Linked DNA regions of Homo sapiens: region 2 is linked to region 1. Evidence: chromatin contacts called from ENCODE Hi-C or POLR2A ChIA-PET data. All regions are on one chromosome and are shown on one strand. Each heading gives the region's core, a stretch centred on a gene start or an enhancer-like site at or near the end of the contact. The rest is flanking DNA. Distances are from core to core; before and after follow the strand shown. Region 1 has its middle 190 kb from the start of LINC02521. Region 2 has its middle 110 kb from the start of LINC02521.

Region 1 (3,211 bases), core at 356-2,855:
GCTTTTGGACAAATGCTGATATCACAGATTAAAAGGGGATATAACTCTTTACACATGAAAGGGAAGATTTCCCTTAGTTCTTACCTCAGCAATAACAGCAGCAATAGATTCTATCCAAGAAGTTTTAATCACATATGTCAGCATGACATTTTTATAATAAAGAGAACTTAATTATTAACTGATCACAAATTAACTATCTATTATTGTGTTGGGCCAAATATTGTCTAAAATGAATGATCATTCTTTCTTAAAAATTCTTTCTTCCTCAAAAAGATTATATCAATTTTATTAATTGTAATGGGAGTATATTTACGTAGCTAACATACCAATGTAAACATAGGCATGATATAAATCTGTAAATTAATAGCAACACTGAAGCTATTTGAAATAACATAGTTACGTTTTGGCCATTAAGATTGACAAATAGGCCAGGTGCCATAGCTCACACCTGTAATCCCAACACTTCAGGAGGCTGAGGCAGGCAGATCTCTTGAGGTCAGGAGTTCGAGACCAACCTGGTCAACAAGATAAAACCCCGTCTCTACTAAAAATACAAAAAATTAGCCAGGTGTGGTGGCACTTGCCTGTAGTCCCAGCTACTTGGGAGGCTGAGGCAGGAGAATCGTTTGAACCCAGGAGGCATAGGTTGCAGTGAGCCAAGGTTGTGCTGCCACACTCCAGGCTGGGACTGTCTCAAAAGAAAAAAAAGAAAAGAAAAGAAAAAAAAGATTAGCAAATACATAATTGGAATAGTTGATATACCTGTTATTTCTACCCTGTCCAACCTACGGGATCTCTTTATGAGTAAATGGAATCAGGGACTTTGAAACTATGCTTAGTGTTACAAATAGCAAGTTATAAAAAAAGTGACCATTTAGAACAGCGTTTCTCAATCTTTTACTCATTACCACCCCTCCGCCAAGGAACCCTTTTTAGACATCTTCCCTAATCAATCCCCCGTATGATTCTAATATCACAGATATAGTGTTTATGTACTACATATATGTATATCTGTGACTTATATATAAAAAGGATTTTTAAAACACACCCCTTAAGAACCAATTTTTATTCATCTGGGGGCAGTATTACCCCTACTGATTTTGAGGATTTAAAAATATAGAGAAAGATAGCAGCCCCCAAATTCCCACTTGGAAAGAGGGTTGTTCTACTTTTCTTGAATCACAGCCAAAAACAATGGGCCTAGATCAAAATAAATACAAAATCATTTTCTGGGATTGGGTGGGGAAAGATAAATCTTCATTTCTAAGCTGACTTTTTTCCCCTGAAAATATTAGTTGTTATCTAACAGCAGTGAGCCTATTACTGACTGAAAGGAAATGTTGACCTTTGGTACTCAGCCCTGTATATGACCATAAACACGACTTCACCCATTACCATCATCACTCACTCATTCACTTCCTGACATTTGCCCAACCAGCTCTGCCTCAGGAGTTAGAGATGCAAGGAAGGATAACACTCAACTTGAATTTCTTCATTCCACTAATGAGACCAGCAATCTTAGAAGTAGTAAAAAAGTAAACAAATCTATGTATTCCAAAACACCTAGAATGTCTAAAGAAAGAAAGTGTATTGCTATTTCTGGAAGAGAAATAAAGCATAACATTGAGAGGCAGTGATTATGAATCACAGCCCTGTTACCGTGTACATAGAGACAATTTCCATTCTTTTGAATAAGCAAACCAACAGCCTGACTTTGGCCATCCACAAGTGTGTCAACAAATCTGCCTTAAAACTGACTTGCAAAAGTTTGAGTTACAACTTTAAAGGGCTCATAAAGGAATGGTGAGATGGTGTCTTGTGGCAGCCAGCTTCTACTTTGAATCTAATTAAGTATTTCAACCACTGTAGGTTAAAACGTTGATTCCCAAATGGGGCTTCCACACGGGAGTTGTAGTTTTTCAAAACAGTTGCCTCCTCCATTTGTTTTTGTCTCCAGCCAGCCTTAAACCTCAGGCACCACCTGCTTTAAAAGTTCCCTTTCACAGCCATGATGTAGTGGGAGGACATGCAGCTTTGGCAAGATCATGGTTCACTGAAAAGCAACTTTGCACTAGCACGCCATTTATTTCTGACATGCTGGCAAAATTGAAAAAGGCTTTAACTCCACAAGGGGTAACATTTTTCTTTAGGAAAATTGTCAACACAGGTAAAACAGCTGTGGGCAAATTAAGAGAAATTAGCTATTGAGTCAAATTCCTGTAGCTTGGGGATGATTTTCATTGACATAAACGTAGTCTAAAGTCATAAAAAGGAGTGTTTCCCAAACGAGATCCAGGGATGCTGATGATAGCGAGTCTGTGATCTATCGTCCATCTGAGAGTGAAGGGGGAAATCACATCATCCCTAACTATTTGGCTGCTCCTACTCTTGTTAACAAGGGCCGAGAGCCCCAGTAAGTAAGTGGTGGGAGGAAGGTCAGCACAGATGGGGATGTGGGGACAAATCACATGCATATGACCACCAAAAAGGGAGCTGATGTCAAACGGTATCCCAGAGGCTGGCCTGGCCAAGCTCCTCAGACAGTCTCCATCTTCTCTATGATTTAAAAGCTGCAAAGAGTATGAATGTTGTGAGAGACAATTTTGATGGTGTAAGTCTTATAAGAAGTCTGGGAAAGAATAATGGCAAAAGCCCCTTTTCACCAACTAAGAAAGAAATTACAGCCTTTCCAAAATTCCTACCCATAAGTCCAGATTTTAAACTTGGCTGCTGTCTATGAAATAATAATAATAATGAGGGCTTCCTTTGTCCAAGAGATGAGTTTCAGGGGAGAGGTAGAAAGAAGACAAAGACAGCAAAACAGATTGTCAGGGTGAAAGTAAGAGTGTAGGTGGCTATGGAGCAAGAGAGAGAATAAAATGTAGTCAAAAGAATCAGAGCACCTAGTGTTGAATTGTTCATTTACATCAACATTTCCAAAAGTATCTTCCCTGGACCATAAGTTAACTATGTTCAGAAATGCATGTTCATCTCTCACATGGTGTTTAACAGTGTCTATTTCTATATTCAATTCTCTAAGGAGTCCTGCAATGTGGGATATTTACTGTTCATTACAATAGACCATTCATGGTGGATGTCAGTTGTGTTATAAAACTAGCTTGTACCAGTTCATGAGAGCTGTTTTTAAATTTTTAGGAATTGGCAAACAGGTGTTAAAAATGTAATTGTTAAAAAATCAGTTATAAAATTA
Region 2 (3,211 bases), core at 208-2,707, 81 kb before region 1:
TGACAAGGGCCATTGCTAATATTATTTAGCAAAGATATTTAACAAACTTTGAAACCACCTGTCTATATCTTCATTTAGCTTGGTCTTTGACAGCTATCAAATGAGAATGTTTTGATGTTTTTGCAGCAATTCTGAGGTGAAGGGCTAGCTCTTTGTTCCCATCTATAAGTTTGTCATTGCAACCCCATCAGAAACAGAAATGATGTGTCTGTTCTTTCATGCGTGATATCTACTGGTGAATATTAATTTAGTGATATGTTTTCGAAGGTCACTGGGGATTGATTTCAAGCTTACTTGTTCATCATTTCCAAAATTCAGCCATTATGCTTAGGCAAGTAAACAAGCAGGACCTTGCCCAGCTCCCTGCTTCTGGTAGTACTGTGATGATGCTCCATGAGTTAACGTAGCAAAGTGACCCTGAAATTACATCACCAAGGTTTTCCAATAATCTGGATGTTTATCTATTCTTGATTTAATATCTTGCTAAAATTCCCCAAACAAAAAATTCCAATAGGTAATATCTCATAATAAAATACTAAAACATCCATAATCGTCAATTGCTTCTGGTTTCTAAAAATTATAGGCTATTTTCCTAATAGGTGCATTCATAACCCAGTCATCATAAACTCCAAGATACTAATTTTGTTCAAAATCTATGGTGATCTGACCCAACTTGAAAGACTCCAGGACTGCTCTGTCCTCTTTCTCTGATACTTATGTGCCCTAGGATAAAGTGTTGCCTACTAGCGAGTCTTTGCCCTTCCTGGTCACTGTATGCCTTGTACAGTTACGTGTTCTGCAGGCTCTGTGTTGATACATGTCCACCTTGTAAGAAAATCCAACTTCCGGGGCCCAGGCCAAAGATGTGTTAATCTAAATCATAGTAACAGTCATGAGACATCACTCTTTCTCTATTTCCAAATTTCCCCCATTTGTTCTTTCAAAGGTTGGCTGTGTGCCTCTGCACAACATGTCAGGGCCAAGAAGTTGCTTCCAGCTCATCTAATCTGGAGAGATGGGATTACCTGTCAGACTTAGATTTTGCTGCTTTTGTAAAATGAGTCTACAGGATAGAGTGGCACAGAGTGGGAGTAGAAAAATAAAACTCTAAGTGACAGACTCTCAAGGGTGAGAAGTTGAACGTGTGAAGCGTTGGGGTTTAAAGACCCTGCAGTCCAGATGGGCTTTTTGTCACCTGTGGGAGCCCACACATAATCACCAGTGGACCCAGCGCCCTGAGTTCAACTGGTCAGTAGCTGCGAGAGAGCAGGAGCCAGGAGCGATCTTCTTTGGAAAAAGCACATTTATTCAAGGGATACACGTCAGGAGACAGCAAGAGAGAAGGTAGAGGGGGGCGAGGTTGGGGAGGAAAAGGGGACGTGGTGAAGAAGGAAGGAAGTGAAGTTCCCTCTGTGGTTAGATGATTAGTCATGAGTAATGTGCTCTTTACATTGTTGTGTTATGTTTTTTGTTGTTGCTGTTGGTCAGAAAGGTTCAAATATGTGTAGACAGAGAATTTTTTTGTGAAAGATCCTACTACTTGAACTGAAGCCATTTTCTGAGGCCGGGAAGCTCGCTTTGTAGAAGGAATTTTAGTGTTATCATCATAAATTTAAAAGAATCAGGCTCTTGTCTTTCCTTGGCCTTGGTTGGTTTGTGTTTTCAGAACAGCTGTGCTATAAAAATATGCCCTCAAACACATGTGCTTTAAGTGGTAGGATCATAGAATTCACAAAGACACACACTTTAAAATGCTGGAGTTTGCAATCCCCAATAGTGATATAATTGTTATGAATTTGCGCCGTACAGCACAGCACCAACACTGATGGAGTAAAACCCACAGGAAATGCAAGAAGAAATATGCAGAAATTCACCGACAATAGGAAACTCAGTTCATGTTAGATCAAGCACATGTGCACACATACAATGTAAAAAAACAAGACCTAAACCAGTAATGAAACGGATCTAATTGCTATATGTCAGATGCTATACTCTCAAATTAGAGAATGAACGAATCCTTTTCCCAAATGATCCAGTAATAGTCATAAAAATGGACTAAGTCAGGCAGAGAGAAAACATCAATTGTTTTTAAGTTAAAATGTACAAACATTTTTATCATAATTCAATAAAATAAGAAGTCAATAATAAAATTAGAAACTAGAGAACAAATAAACAGGGCCGGGTGCAGCAGCTCACACCTGTAATCCCAGTACTTTGGGAGGCCGAGGTGGGTGGATCGCCTGAGGTCAGGAGTTCAAGACCAGCCTGACCAACATGGTGAAACCGTGTCTTTACTAAAAATACAAAAATTAGCCAGACGTGGTGGCACATGCCTGCAATTCCAGCTACTTGGGAGGCTGAGGCAGAAGAATCACTTGAACCTGGGAGGCAGAGGCTGGAGTGAGCCGAGATCATGCCACTGCACTCCAGCCTGGGTGACAGAGCGAGACTCCATCCCAAAAAATAAATAAATAAAGTAAAACCACCACTAAAATATTTTGAAAACTCTTTTTTAATTCTTCTGTCAATGAAAAATCAAAATCAACATCAAAATTGCAGAATATTTAGAAAATAATGATAATTAGAACAATATATATATAAGCCTATGGGGTGCCAGTAAAGCAGCGTTCAGAGAAAAACAGTAGCTTTAGATGTTCATATTGTTAAAAATAAAATATGGAAGGCAAGTACATTAAGCCTGCATTTTAGGAGCTTGAGGAAAAATAACAGAATGAATGTAAGGAAAACAGAAAGAAGTAATTTCTTTTTTTTCTTTGAGACGGAGTTTTGCTCTTGTTGCCCAGGTTGGAGTGCAATGGTGCGATCTTGGCTCACCACAACCTCTGCCTCCCGGGTTCAAGTGATTCTCCTGTCTCAGCCTCCGTAGTAGCTGGGATTACAGGCATGTGCCACCAGGCCCAGCTAATTTTGTATTTTTAGTAGAGACGGGGTTTCTCCATGTTGGTCAGGCTGGTCTCGAACTCCTGACCTCAGGTGATCCACCCGCCTCAGCCCCCCAAAGTGCTGAGATTATAGGCATGAGCCACCATGCCCGGCCAGAAAGAAGTAATTTCTATGGATAAAAACAGAAATGAAACAATTTTTAAAAAGAAAATCAGTAGTACCCATAAATAAACTCAGCTGTTGCTTTCAGTAAAACTCATATCAAAAAACATTAGCATGAATAAGGAGAGAAATACAAACACAAAAA

What was found. A loop is a pair of places that touch in the nucleus more often than their neighbours do. ChIA-PET counts read pairs that join two places held with the same protein, here RNA polymerase II (POLR2A).
Region 2: a map of PC-3 shows a loop between it and region 1 (3-fold over the local background). The contact joins two enhancer-like sites. A Hi-C loop is called at or near these places in 5 of 168 maps with a recorded cell type or tissue (Caco-2, HepG2, PC-3 and 2 more). POLR2A ChIA-PET finds 5 or more read pairs at or near these places in 1 of 52 experiments (GM12878).

Annotation. Positions count from the first base shown.
Region 1 is chr6:2,440,550-2,443,760 of GRCh38, reverse strand. No RefSeq gene overlaps it. Among named protein-coding and RNA genes, the nearest start is that of LINC02521, 190 kb to the left of the region's middle. Within about 2 kb of position 1,605, at least 2 of the 41 ENCODE cell types and tissues checked have a DNase peak (open chromatin) inside an H3K27ac peak, as active enhancers do; they include PC-3, where a contact is called at or near this core.
Region 2 is chr6:2,520,962-2,524,172 of GRCh38, reverse strand. No RefSeq gene overlaps it. Among named protein-coding and RNA genes, the nearest start is that of LINC02521, 110 kb to the left of the region's middle. Within about 2 kb of position 1,457, at least 3 of the 41 ENCODE cell types and tissues checked have a DNase peak (open chromatin) inside an H3K27ac peak, as active enhancers do; they include PC-3, where a contact is called at or near this core.